Regions from separate parts of the Homo sapiens genome. Here regions 1, 3 and 4 are each linked to region 2. The links are chromatin contacts, found by Hi-C or POLR2A ChIA-PET in ENCODE. All regions are on one chromosome and are shown on one strand. Each heading gives the region's core, a stretch centred on a gene start or an enhancer-like site at or near the end of the contact. The rest is flanking DNA. Distances are from core to core; before and after follow the strand shown.

Region 1 (3,208 bases), core at 281-2,780, 410 kb before region 2:
CTCTGCATCCCAGGTTCAAGCAATTCTCCCGCCTCAGCCTTCCAAGTAGCTGGGACTACAGGCACGCACCACCACATCCGGCTAATTTTTGTATTTTAGTAGAGACGAGGTTTCATCACTTTTCCCAGGCTGGTCTCAAACTCCTGAGCTCAGACAATCCACCCAGCTCAGCCTCCCAAAGTGCTAGGATCACAGGCGCGAGCCACCACGCCTGGCCTCCCTTATATCTTTATTTTACCTGCTTTTCAGAAATTGCTTGTTCCTGTTGTTTTATTTATTTTTACTTGTAATTCCTTTCCAGCCCCATTATAATGGCAAAACACTGCAATCTGAATGTTCAACTCGGGGGAGATTTGTTAACCCACCCCCCCAATCATAAGATATTTGAATGGAATCTAAATGCCTAGCCACCAGTACACCGCCTGGTACAACCTGAATGTCTACCTATAAGAGACTGGTGGGGACAAGCTAAGAGTCCAGACTCAGGGGCATGGATGGCATAACCTAAATGTTCAACCATATGGGACTTGATTGGAACTAAAAACTGTCCAGCCATAGGGAGAGTCTTGCAATATCCTAAATCCCCACATGAGATTGTTTGGGACAACCCAGGGACCAACTACAGTGGCCCGGTCAGATCCTAAATGTCCAAACATGGGAATCTGTTTGGTATGTAAACGTCCAGCCAGGCTGGGTTGGCAGAGACGATCTAAATGACCAACTGGGGTTTTGTTGGAACCCATCGCTGCTTAGGCATGGCAGGGCCCAGGCCATGGCGTGTTCTTTGGTCTAGGTTGGCTGAAACAACCTAAATGCCCAACTATAGGGAATCTGGTTGGAAGTGAATGTCCAGCCACAGGGGAGCCCTGCAACATCCCAAATCCCAACACGAGATTGTTCAGGACAACTTCAGTGGCCTGGTCGGATCCAAAACGTCCAAACACGGGAATCTGGCCAGTGTGTCAATGTCCAGACAGGTTGGGTTGGCAGAAACTATCTAAATGTCCAACGCTGGCCAGACGCGGTGGCTCACGCCTGTAATCCCAGCACTTTGGGAGGCCGAGGCAGGTGGATCGCTTGAGGCCAGGAGATCGAGACCATCCTGGCTAACACGATGAAACTCCGTCTCTACTAAAAATACAAAAAAATAGCAGGGAGTGGTGGCGGGCGCCTGTAGTCCCAGCTACTCGGGAGTGCTGAGGCAGGAGAATCGCTTGAACCCGGGAAGCGGAGGCTGCAGTGAGCAGAGATCGCACCACTGCACTCCAGCCAAAATAAATAAATACATAAATGTCCAATGCTAGGGCACCGCATTTGAGCCTAGCTCGGACGGGGCCTCTGCGACGGAGTATCCTGGGCGACCCCGTCCCCTCTCTGGCCCGTTTCCCAGTCTCTGAGCTTGGGCCAAACTCTAGGACCTCCGGCCCCGGTCCGCCCCTGCCTCACCAGGCGGTCCCGGCCCCTGTACGACTCCAGCGCCGACGCCAGGCCGCTCAGCGACGCCATGGCAACTCCGTGACGTCACCGCGACGTCGGCGCGCCGCGCCAGGGGGCGGGGCCAGGCCGGGGTACCGGGAGCGCCCCAAAGGCTTGCGCGCAGGCGCGGCCGCAGGCCTTTGTCCCCCTGACCGGCTTTTTGTCCGCTGTAGGGGAGGGACAGAGTTTGCAGAGGTGGGGCCGACACGTGTGTGCTCTCCAGGCCTGCAGACCCTGGATCATCCTCGGAGTTTGCTGCATTCTGCCCCACGGCGGTTTGGCCAACTACCCACGCACAAAAAAATATATTTCTAAGTTTAACCAACTACCCACACGCTCCAAAAATATTCCAAGCAAAACCACCAACCTGTTCGCAGTGGTTCAAGGAGAGATTTTCCTTTTTAGTTTTTGTGCTTCACCTTTTCTGCACTGTCTGCCTGCCCGTAGTGAGCAGGAATGACTGCTGTAATATCACAACAAGGCATCTTTCGACGTTAAGGAAAGACGTTATCTTTGGACGTTAAGAATTGTTCTAGAATACATAAATAAAAAATAAAAATGCACAATTCAGTGACATTAGTACATGCACATGTTGGACAACCATCACCCCTTGCTAGTTTCGGGGTATTTTTATCACCCCCAAGAGAGACCCCCGTAGGAGACCAGCATATGCCCCTCTGAAATATGCGACCTTGGTGTAGGATTATTTTGAGCTGAGATCAATGAAGCTGATACCGGAAAAGCTCTCTGTTCTTCCCTGATTTGCCTCAAAGCAGGACCTAAAGGTACAAAGGTGCCCTCCTCCCCTCTCTACCAGGAAGGACAAAGGTTGATCACCAGGGACACCTTTAGACTCTTGTCTGGAGACGTCTTTTTTTTTTTTTTCTTTTTTTTTGAGACGGAGTCTTGCTCTGTCCCCAAAGCTAGAGTGCAGTAGCGCCATCTCTGCTCACTGCGTCCTCCGCTTCCCTGGTTCAAGCGATTCTCGTGCCTCAGCTTCCCAAGTAGCTGGGATCACAGCTGTGCACCACTGTGCCCGGCTAATTTTTGTATTTTTGGTAGAGTCGGGGTTTCACCACGTTGGCCAGGCTGTTCTCAAATTCCTGGCCTCAAGTGATCCGCCCGCCTCGGCCTCCCAAAGTGCTGGGATTACAAGCGTGAGCCACCGCACCCGGCCTCAATGTCCTTTTCCTTCGTCTTGTCACTTCTCCAAAAATTTGCTGCTATATGTTGAAGGTGCTATATAAGCAGGAGTTATATAAGCTATATAAGCCACCTCATTTCTCTTGGCATCTCCCATGTACACATAAGGTACACATGTTAATAAATTTGTTTTTCCCTTGTTAATTTTTTTTTTTTAGACGGAGCCTCGCTCTGTCGCCCAGGCTGGAGTGCAGTGGCACGATCTCGGCTCACTGCAAGCTCCGCCTCGCGGGTTCACGCCATTCTTCTGCCTCAGCCTCCCGAGTAGCTGGCACTACTACAGGCGCCCGCCACCACGCCTGGGTAATTTTTTTTTTTTTTTTTTTTTTGTATTTTTAGTAGAGACGGGGTTTCACCGTGTTAGCCAGGATGGTCTTGATCTCCTGACCTCGTGATCCGCCCGTCTCTGCCTCCCAAAGTGCTAGGATTACAGGCGTGAGCCACCGCGCCTGGCCTCTATTTTTTTTTTTTTTTTTTTTTTTTTTTTTTGAGACAGGGCCTCGCTCTGGGAGGAACCAAATTTGTAGAT
Region 2 (3,285 bases), core at 365-2,864:
GGCAGGAGGATTGCTTGAGCCCAGGACCCAGGAGGTTGAGGCTGCAGTGAGCTGTGATCACACCACTCCACTCCAGCCTGAGCAACAGAACAAGACCCTGTTTTTCTTTCTTTTTTTTTTTTTTGAGACGGAGTCTGGCTCTGTCACCCAGGCTGGAGTGCAGTGGCGCAATCTTGGCTCACTGCAACCTCCGCCTCCTGGGTTCAAGCAATTCTCTGCCTCAGCCTCCCAAGTAGCTGGAATTACAGGCGCCTGCCACCATGCCCGGCTAATTTTCGTATTTCTAGTAGACACGGGGTTTCACCATCTTGGCCAGGCTGGTCCTCTCCTGACTTCGTGATCCATCCGCCTCGGCCTCCCAAAGTGCTGGGATTACAGGCGTGAACCACCATGCCCGTAACCTTTTATTTCATGTGACCAAGTAACACCCGTGTGCCAGAATCAAGGATGAGTCTCATGTTCTCAGAGCAGAGGCACAGAAGGCTGCCTGGAAGACGGAAAGGTAAAGACCTCAGCTATAACTCTACACTTGTGTGTGCTCCACCCACAAATCGTCACCAGAGGAGTTCCGACAAGCCGGTAACTCTCATCCCAAAGTGTTCCCTCGTTGGACCAGAAGCTGGAAGGGCACTTGGCAGAGTCTGCCTGGCCCTGGCCACCTCCCGGGTGTCCGCAAAATCAGAACTTCCTTCTCGCATCTAAGAGCAGAGGGAAGCCGCTCTTGGGGGGATCCCTGGGTTCCAGATGGGACATTTCCCCAGCACCCGTCGGACCACTTAAAGGAGTGGTTTAGGCTGCCGGGGGCCCAAGCACTGGCACCTAACCCCAGCGCCCCTCCTCAGATAGGAATTCTCCACGTCCAGGCGCTGGGCTCACGTTCCGGGTGCGAGAGAGATAAGGGGGGTGTCTTGAGGTTCTATGTGGGTCTGGCCAACAACTCTGGCCTTGACCTTGGCCCCGTCGCCGAGGGCAGGGGTCACACCGCTGGGTTCCCATGGCCGTCCCCTCCCCCCTGGCTTCGGCCAACTCTGAGCCTGCTGGGGCTGGCAAGAAGGGAAAGGGCTCTCGACGGAGCCTAATTACGGTGAGGAGGCGGCACCCCGCTGCCAGCAGGAGGCTAGGAGGTAATTAAGCACAAGAGGAATCCTAATAAAGCACCATCAGTGAGGAAGGCATTCCGAAGGGACGCCCAAGCCGACCGTGAAAAGCGAGGAGGCTGAGGCTGCACCGCCGTGGAGACCAGGGATCGACTGCCGCTTTGGGAACGAGGTTCCAGGAATGCGCATGCGCAAAAGCCACGCGGGCGAACACGGCTTCGCCTCGCTAAGCATGCGCGCCGTTTTCCCCGCCCACCGTCCTCAGAAGAATGGTGTTTCCTCGCAGCGCCTCTCTCAGGAGCGATCGGGAATTGGCGCATGCGCACTACGGTGGTGGTGGCGACGAAGGCGGGGGTTGCACGTTGCCTGCCTCGAGCTCTAGGTGGCGTCATCCTTCGGGCTGAGCCGAAGCACGCACGCGCGGAGGTTCGCACGCGGAGAAGGGCGGGTGCGCGCCGCGGGCATGCGCGGTGCGGGGCGAGACGGCGGCTCGACGGGGTCATCCGGGCGCAGGCGCAGTGCGGTGTTTGTCTGCCGGACTGACGGGCGGCCGGGCGGTGCGCGGCGGCGGTGGCGGCGGGGAAGATGGCGGCGTCCTCCCTGGAACAGAAGCTGTCCCGCCTGGAAGCAAAGCTGAAGCAGGAGAACCGGGAGGCCCGGCGGAGGATCGACCTCAACCTGGATATCAGCCCCCAGCGGCCCAGGCCCAGTAAGCACGGCGGCGTGGGGGAGGGGGCGGGCGGGCGGGGCGGGGCGCGCGCCGCGGGAGGCCCCGCCCCCACCACAAGGCCCCGCCCCCGCTTCCGGGGCGCTCGCTCTCCTCTCCGCCCCCCCCGCTGCGGGCTCGCGGGGCGAGGGTCACGGTGACCCGGGGGGCGTGGAGCCGGCGAGCTCCGGGGGGTTCGCACCCTCAGGGCTTGGGAGCCCAGTTCCCGGACCCAGGCGAGGCCCCCAGCTGATGACCCGCCCCCATCGCCGTGATCCTCTGGGTCGGGCTTCCCCGACTCCACGCGACAGTGACCACATCCAGGTCGCCCCGAAAACACAGACACGTCCCTGTTGACCTGATGCTACCACTCTCGTCATCTCAGGGACTGTCTGGCGCCCCCCTCCCCCGGCCTGGGGGCTTGTCAGCCCCGTGCAGCGACGATCTACGCACACGCGCACGCCTGGCTCGGGGACACCTGAGGTTACTTGACCACATAGAGCCCCTCCCCATCTCTTCTGACCCGAGGATTCTCCCTCTCGCTCTCCCTGTGACCGTGTCTGAGGTGGGGGGACGGGAGGGGGTCCCTTCTCCCCCTCTTGGCGACAGTGACCATGGCATTGGGCTCAGCAGACCCCCTCCCACATACACCAGGCCCCGCAAATCCCTGTGACCAGTTTCACTGCCACCATCTTGGTGAGCGTGTGGTGTCTGACCTCCAGAAATGCACATCGACCCCCAGCCAGCCCGGTGACTTTGTCACCTGTGTTCAAGTGATGGCTCCCCTTCCCTTCACACCCACACCCACCTGACCTGGGGACACCTGGGGCCAGTGTGACTCTAGGCCTGCTCCCGCCGCGCCCCAGCATACATCCACCTGCTTTCTGATCAGTCCCACCACCTCGGTACCTACCTCCCTGACACCTTGTCATCCTAGATCAGTACCTCTCGCTTCACACACACCTGGCCTGGGAACACTGACCATATCTAGTCTCCCGGCTTTTTCCCCAAGATCCTGGTCTCTAAATCCTCTGGGCTGGAGGAAATTAGATTTTCAAACCCTGTGAACACCACCCCTGACCCATGATCCTTTTTGTGTCTTTCTTGACCCAGTAAAATTCTCTCTTGTCTCCTCTGATGTGACCTTCGTAGTTTATTTAGTTCTCTCTATGGAGTCATTATGGCAGGCGAGAAAGGTACCCCCGTATCTGGGCACCCCACCCATTCCCTGGTCACCCAGCCTGACCTTCACAGCCTGACACCCTCCTGTCCCTCCCTCTCCTGACCTGAGTCAGCGTGGGTTCCTCCTTGGGGAGTCTCTTGGGGGTCCAGAGAAATCATGGAGGTGGGGATTCTGGTGCAGGACACTGCCTGAGACAAGAAGCCCAGCCAAGACACGGGTCCCTGCTAGCCCCTGGGGGCCGCCCTCCCTGGCCCCTGAGTGGATGAGACAGGGTTGAGTCCAGGATCCCGGGTGCCTTC
Region 3 (2,915 bases), core at 37-2,536, 310 kb after region 2:
AAAAAAAAAAAAAGAAAAAGAAAAAAGAAAAGAGAAACAGTGTAGCAGAGGGAAGGCCAAGTGCAAACGCCAGGAGTCTGAACTTGGAGGGACAGGTTCTTCCACACTTGCAACAGAGGTCTCCTGCCTCCCTGACCGCCCCGCCCCCCGCGCCCCTGTCTGTGTGAGGAAATCAAATCTCAGCTTGCCTAGGGCCCTGTGGCAGGGAGGCCCCAACTTCACCCCATGGGTCTTGGGTCTGCTGAGCTGAGTCAGAGAAAGGTTTATTATCCCCATTTTACAGAGGCTTATTGTCCAAAGGCGAAGCCACTTGCCCAGAGTACATGCGGTGGGCCAGCGACTATGAAAACCCCTGGGGCTGTCCTCTGTTCAGGGATCGCCCAGGCTCCCTGCCCCTGCGCGCTGCTGAGACTGGGTCATTTTCGGTTCTACCAGGCAAGCGGGGGACCCAGCCCCCACTGCTGCTGCCCTCAGCCAAAACCAGGGCTGCGCCACCACCCACCCGGCCTATCTCCCATCTTATCTCCCCAGCTCTGTCGCCTGACCCCTGCACCCCACCAAATCGCAGCCTTTGCCCGGTGCCCTCACCGCCTCGGTTGGCCCCCGCGCGCGCCTCGGGCGAACCCCTGGACTGGCCCTCCAACAGGGCCCCAGACTCGGGGTACCCAGGGTGGCCGCTGAGGCCTGGAGAAATCTGGGCCTCCCCTGTGCACCATCCAACTGCGCGCCCCAGAGGCTCAGGGCGCCCCGGGAGTGTGGGGGTGTGGACAGATGAGCAGAGCCAGAGCATCTCGGGCAGAAGAGGGGACCTGGGAGGGGGCCGGGGAGACAGACAGCGAACAGGGGTGAAGCCGGGGCCGGACGGAGCGCGCAGCGGACAATACTGGGTTCAAAGGGGAGAGATAAGGCGCAGACTAGAAACGCTAGGCTGGACCCGGGCCAGGCGCGCCGCGGGGCAGAGATGGGCGGAGCGGGAACGGGGGCGGGGGCGAGAATGGGGGGGCGGGGACGGGGGCGGGGATGGGGTGCGGGTGCGGGGTCGGGGGCCAGGGAGAGGCCTAGTTGCGTCGAGGGGGGCAAGCGCCTGGAGGACCCGGCGCCCGCTCCAGGCCCTGCCCCTCCAAGTCCCCCGCCCCGCGCCAGGCCCCGCCTCTCCAGGGCCCCAGCCCCGCGCCAGGCCCCACCGTTCCGGGGCGCGTGCCCCGCCCAGGCCCCGCCCCCACGGCCCCGCCCCGGGCTCCCCCCACTCAAGCCTTTTTTCCCCTGCTGGGGGCCGAGGCCCGGCCAGGAGCAGAGTCCGGCTGCCTGGGGCGGGCGGCGCGTGTCTGCAGCTGCTCCGGGTAGCCCGCTAGGCGCGCCGTCCCCAGCCCCGCCGCCGGCCCTCGGTGCGCCCGGCCGCCTGCACCCCCAGGTAAGCGAGCACCCCGCGCCGCGAACACCGCCCCGAACGCCACCCTCACGGCGGTCCCCGGCCCCGCCTCCGCGGCCATGGCGGCCCCAGCCCGGCCCCCACTCGCAGCTGGGCTCCAGCCCCCATCACCCCGCCGGGGACTGTCCCCCTCGGGGCTTCCCATCATGGCCGTCTCCCCGAGCTATCCGCGCTCCCCCACGAGGGCCGGGGCGCAACGGGTGCCCGAGGACGCGGCTGTGAAACGGGCTGGAGCGAGTAGGGGCGATCCTGGCCTCGTGACGCGGGGGAATCCGGATGTGTGAGCCGGGGGAGCGCCCCGTTTCCCCGACGTGCCAGGGCTGGGGACGCAGCTGGGGCCCTGGCCTCGGAGTCCGCAGCCCGGCCGCGTAGACGGCTTCTGAGAACCGCTTAAACACGTCATTCCAAGCCCGAGCTAACCCATCAGGCGGCCGGGGTGAGGTGGAGGTGCCCAGGCGGGGATAATGTCATTTGGCCTGGTTGGACCAGCCAGCGAGGGCTTTTTAGGCCCAGGGCCTAGCCGGGAGTGTGTGCGGAGCAGAAAAGAGGCCAGCCTGGCTGAAACGCGGAGAGGGAGGGTCTGAGGTGGAGAGAGGTTGGCCGGGGCCTGGGAAGCGGCGAGGAGAGTGTGGAACCCGTTCTCGGGGCGGTGGGGACCAGGGAGGCTTGGAACAGCAGGTGCATGGCGTGATCGGATTGTGTCTTAAGAACATCCCGTAGCCGCTGTGGGTAGGAGAGATGGGGATACTTGGAAGGGGGCTTCTGGCTTGACCTGGCTGGAAGGTGTGATAGGAAGTGGGTGAACTGAAAATTCGCTTTGGCAGAGTAACATCGTCTAATTCTGTCTGTTTGCAAGTGGAGCGTGGGGGACCGATGTTTCTCCTGGGTAGTTAGGAGTATATAGAAGAGGCTTTCATTGCTGGGTTGGGAGACTTGAGGAGAAGCTGCTCTGGGGGACACAGGAAGGTGGGCAGGGGGAGAGGCTGTTGTGGTTTGCAAAACCTACCAGATGGGGGAATGCTCCCATCGACTCCAGTCTGAGCTCAGGCAAGGTCTCAGGCATCTGAGCGCAGAGGCCAGGGTGACCCCACTGGGGCGACCTGGGTCTGTTATATGGGGATAGGGTTCCTGGACTGTGGAATTGTCTTTGAAGCCCTCGGCCTCCCCCAGCCTCAAATGGGTCTGCCTTCCAGGAGCAGCTGCTGTGAATAAACACAGAAGTGGAGCTGGGGGACTGATTAGAAGCCTCATTCAGTGCACCTGGGCCCCAGCAGGCCCAGCCAGGCGTGGAGGAAGAGGCATTGAGGACTTTCCTTACCTGTTTTTCCAGCTCACCCACTGCCAGCAGAGGTACTTTGAGCCTGGGGTGTGGGGGGTGGGGGGCGGCCTTGGTCGTTGAACTGGCTGTAGGGCCCCCAGGGAAAGGTTTCTGAGCTTCAGTTTACCCATCTGTAAAATGGGTCAGTAGTATCTGAGCCTGGGAGTG
Region 4 (3,099 bases), core at 1-2,500, 350 kb before region 2:
GTGTAGGACGGTTTTGAGGCCTTCCTCTTTCATCCCAAGTCTGTTCCTGCAGGATCATGCGCGCACAGCCCAGTGTGGTGCTGAGTGCGGCGCACACGGTGGCAGCCAGGATGTCGCCCTTCGTGCGCCAGATGGACTTCGCCATCGACTGGACTGCAGTGGAGGCGGGACGCGCGCTGTACAGGTGCAGCTCCCACCGCGCTGCTCAGGCCCGGCCTAGGGGTGGGGACCTGGGGGTGGTCAGACCTTGCTGACCTCCACGCCCACTCAGGCAGGGCGACCGCTCCGACTGCACTTACATCGTGCTCAATGGGCGGCTGCGTAGCGTGATCCAGCGAGGCAGTGGCAAGAAGGAGCTGGTGGGCGAGTACGGCCGCGGCGACCTCATCGGCGTGGTGAGCGCGACCCCCACCCACTGACCTCTGGCCTTTTCCAGGCCAGTCCCTCGACAACTCACACACATCATCCCGGGTAATCCAGGGAGTGGTGAATGCAGCTCCCGACCTCTGAGGTCACCCAGTCCACTCCCCGCCCAGACCTCATTTCGTTGGAAAAAGGGGATTCCGCCTGTCGTGGATCCCTGTCCTCTCCCTCTCCCCAGAGCTCTAATGGGTAGCGAGCGAGGCTTGCTTCCCTACACCCCCATTGCAGGGGAGCCCTAGATGGGGCAGTACAGCCCCCTTTCCACCCATCTTCGGCCTCCTCATTCCCCACCCAAGCAGCCCCAATCATGCACGCGGCCCCCCAGGTGGAGGCACTGACCCGGCAGCCGCGAGCCACGACGGTGCACGCGGTGCGCGACACGGAGCTGGCCAAGCTTCCCGAGGGCACCTTGGGTCACATCAAACGCCGGTACCCGCAGGTGCGGCCTGTTGTGGGCGGGGCAGAGAGGCGGAGGCGGGACTCCGGGGGGGTGGGGGCCGGGCCTAGTGTGTGGGCGGGGCTTACAGAGGGGCGGGGTCGAGGGAGGGGCCGAAGCGAGAGAGTGAGGGCGGGGGCTCTCGGGGGTGGGACCCAGGTAACGGGCACCCAGGAGCCCCGGCATAGGAGGGAGAGGTGGGACCTGGACAGCCGCTTCCCAGGTCTCACTGAAATGCCGGCCTCCAACGCCCCCAGGTCGTGACCCGCCTTATCCACCTACTGAGCCAGAAAATTCTAGGGAATTTGCAGCAGCTGCAAGGACCCTTCCCAGGTGAGAGCCGGCCGGCCCAGAGCGTGCTGGGAGATGTAGTCCGGCGTCCAGAGCATGCTGGGAGGGAAGCCTTCTTTCCTGAGGGATGCTGGGAAATGGAGTTCCGCGAAGAAATCGTGCCCCTGAGGGTTTCAAACCCTAAGTAGGACCCAGGTGCAGAGCATTCTGGGGAATGGAGTTCGTGTTCCTGAGCATGCTGGGAAACGAAGTCCTCGACCCCTGGCGTGCTAGTTAATGGGCTCGAAAGTAAATCAGTGGTGCCGGGGAGGGAGTCTTAGGCGGTGGACTTGGCGTAGTCTGCCCGGGAGTCAGGGCTTGCTGGGGAAGTCCACGGCCTGGACGTTGAGAGAAAGGGAGTCCTAGATCAGAATATGATGGCAGGGCCGTCATGGTGGCTCATGCCTGTAATCTCAGCACTTTGGGAGGCTGAGGCAGGAGGATCGCTTGAGCCCAGGAGATTGAGTTTGAAACCAGCCTGGGCAACATAGTAGGACCCCCGTCTCTACAAAAATTTCAAACATTAGCTGGGCTTGGTGACACATGCCTGTAGTCTCAGCCACTCAGGAGGCTGAGGCGGGAGGATTGATTGCTTGAGCCCGGAGGTCGAGGCTGCAGTGAGCCGTGATCGTGCCACTGTACTCCAGCCGGGATGACAGAGCTAGAACCTGTTTCAGAAAAAATAAAACAGCAAACAAACAAAACTCCCCATACCATGATGGAAAATAGTCTGTGGATTGTTGTTTAGGACTCTGGGCACCTCGCCTTCTGAAGTTACAGCTTGCTGGGAGATGTAGCCCCCTGTTTCAGCCTGTGGCTTCAGTGAGCTAGAACAGAATGGGGCGTGCGGTGGGGTTGGAGGCCTGCTGAAATGAGGGCCTGAGTTTCTACATTGTGGTGGCCAGATTCTGGGCCAGCCCAGCAACCTAGATACCCCTTTTCCCTCCAGGGGTTCTACCCAATTGGCCCTGAGCCCTAGATCCCCCAAGGCGGGGGCAGGGCGGTAGTGGCAGAAAAGACATCATTAAGAAATTACAGAGGCCTGGGGCGGTGGGTCACGCCTGTAATCTCAGCACTTTGTGAGGCTGAGGCAGGTGAATCACTTGAGGTCAGGGGTTCGAGACCAGCCTGGCCAACGTGGTGAAACTCATCTCTACTAAAAGTACAAAAATTAGTCGGGTGTGGTGGTGGGTGCCTGTAATCCCAGCTACTTGGACGGCTGAGGCAGGAGAATCGCTTGAACCGGGGAGGCAGAGGTTGCAGTGAGCCGAGCCTACGCCATTGCACTCCAGCCTGGGCAACCAGAGCAAAACTCCATCTCAAAAAAAAAAAAAGAAAGAAAAAAAAAAAGAAAAGAAAAGGAAAGAAATTACAGATAGAGAATACAATATCTAGAAGACAAAAGAGGGTCATCTTGCCGTGTGGCTGAAAGAGGGAGGGAGGAAGGGAGGGAGAAAGAGGCTTTTCTAAGGACAGTGAGCTGAGACTTGACAACTAAGATGGGGCCAGACATGAAAGAGAAACCAGGGGTGCTGCACAGGAGGCTGGTGGTTTTGAAGCACTGAGGAGGAAAGCGATCAAGGGGAGAGGTGATGGGGGTTGGGGGGTAAGTCACATAGGGGCTAGGGGCTGTGGACAGGCACTTGAGCTTATTTAGATTGTTATTGTTAGATTGGGGAGGAAGGATTCCACCAGTAAGGAGGCAACAAGAGGTCTAGGCAAGATATGGGAGTTGACAGCTGGTCTAGGCTGTTAGTGGAGAAACTGGGAAGCAACAGCTGGGTCAAAAGTAGCTTTTCTTTTCTTGTCTTTGTCTTTTCTTTTATTTTCTTTTTAAGACAGGGTCTCGCTCTGTAGCCCAGGCTGGAGTGCAGTGGCACGATCTCGGCTCACTGCAACCTCTGCCTCCC

The links. Hi-C counts contacts between places; a loop is a spot of excess contacts on that map. ChIA-PET counts read pairs that join two places held with the same protein, here RNA polymerase II (POLR2A). Pooled maps may share reads with other maps.
Region 1: a loop to region 2 is called in a pooled map, with 5 times the contacts of the local background. The contact joins the promoter of PEX11G here to the promoter of MAP2K7 in region 2. A Hi-C loop is called at or near these places in 1 of 37 single-sample maps with no recorded cell type and 4 of 50 pooled maps. POLR2A ChIA-PET finds 5 or more read pairs at or near these places in 2 of 52 experiments (PC-3 and activated CD4-positive, alpha-beta T cell).
Region 3: a map with no recorded cell type shows a loop between it and region 2 (13-fold over the local background). The contact joins the promoter of CERS4 here to the promoter of MAP2K7 in region 2. A Hi-C loop is called at or near these places in 2 of 37 single-sample maps with no recorded cell type and 6 of 50 pooled maps. POLR2A ChIA-PET finds 5 or more read pairs at or near these places in 3 of 52 experiments (Caco-2, activated B cell and naive thymus-derived CD8-positive, alpha-beta T cell).
Region 4: a loop to region 2 is called in a pooled map, with 11 times the contacts of the local background. The contact joins the enhancer-like site here to the promoter of MAP2K7 in region 2. A Hi-C loop is called at or near these places in 1 of 37 single-sample maps with no recorded cell type and 10 of 50 pooled maps. POLR2A ChIA-PET finds 5 or more read pairs at or near these places in 4 of 52 experiments (A673, H1, Panc1 and 1 more).

The regions. Positions count from the first base shown.
Region 1 is chr19:7,487,505-7,490,712 of GRCh38, forward strand. It overlaps PEX11G (peroxisomal biogenesis factor 11 gamma), which reads right to left and starts at 1,531. Exons shown (of 5, transcript NM_080662.4): 1 at 1,447-1,531. The coding sequence starts at 1,506. RefSeq lists silencers at 1,278-1,337, 1,388-1,717.
Region 2 is chr19:7,902,263-7,905,547 of GRCh38, forward strand. It overlaps MAP2K7 (mitogen-activated protein kinase kinase 7), which reads left to right and starts at 1,615. Exons shown (of 11, transcript NM_145185.4): 1 at 1,615-1,806. The coding sequence starts at 1,683. It overlaps LOC124904630 (a long non-coding RNA gene), which reads right to left and starts at 1,252. Exons shown (of 2, transcript XR_007067121.1): 1 at 1,159-1,252; 2 at 1-487. RefSeq lists enhancers at 892-1,469, 2,118-2,657 and a silencer at 1,827-2,176.
Region 3 is chr19:8,208,084-8,210,998 of GRCh38, forward strand. It overlaps CERS4 (ceramide synthase 4), which reads left to right and starts at 1,287. Exons shown (of 12, transcript NM_024552.3): 1 at 1,287-1,411; 2 at 2,623-2,779. RefSeq lists a silencer at 968-1,887.
Region 4 is chr19:7,550,246-7,553,344 of GRCh38, forward strand. It overlaps PNPLA6 (patatin like domain 6, lysophospholipase), which reads left to right. Exons shown (of 32, transcript NM_001166114.2): 15 at 53-184; 16 at 272-395; 17 at 749-862; 18 at 1,117-1,192. Among named protein-coding and RNA genes, the nearest start is that of PNPLA6, 16 kb to the left of the region's middle. RefSeq lists enhancers at 1-403, 404-1,095. Within about 2 kb of position 1,251, at least 8 of the 41 ENCODE cell types and tissues checked have a DNase peak (open chromatin) inside an H3K27ac peak, as active enhancers do.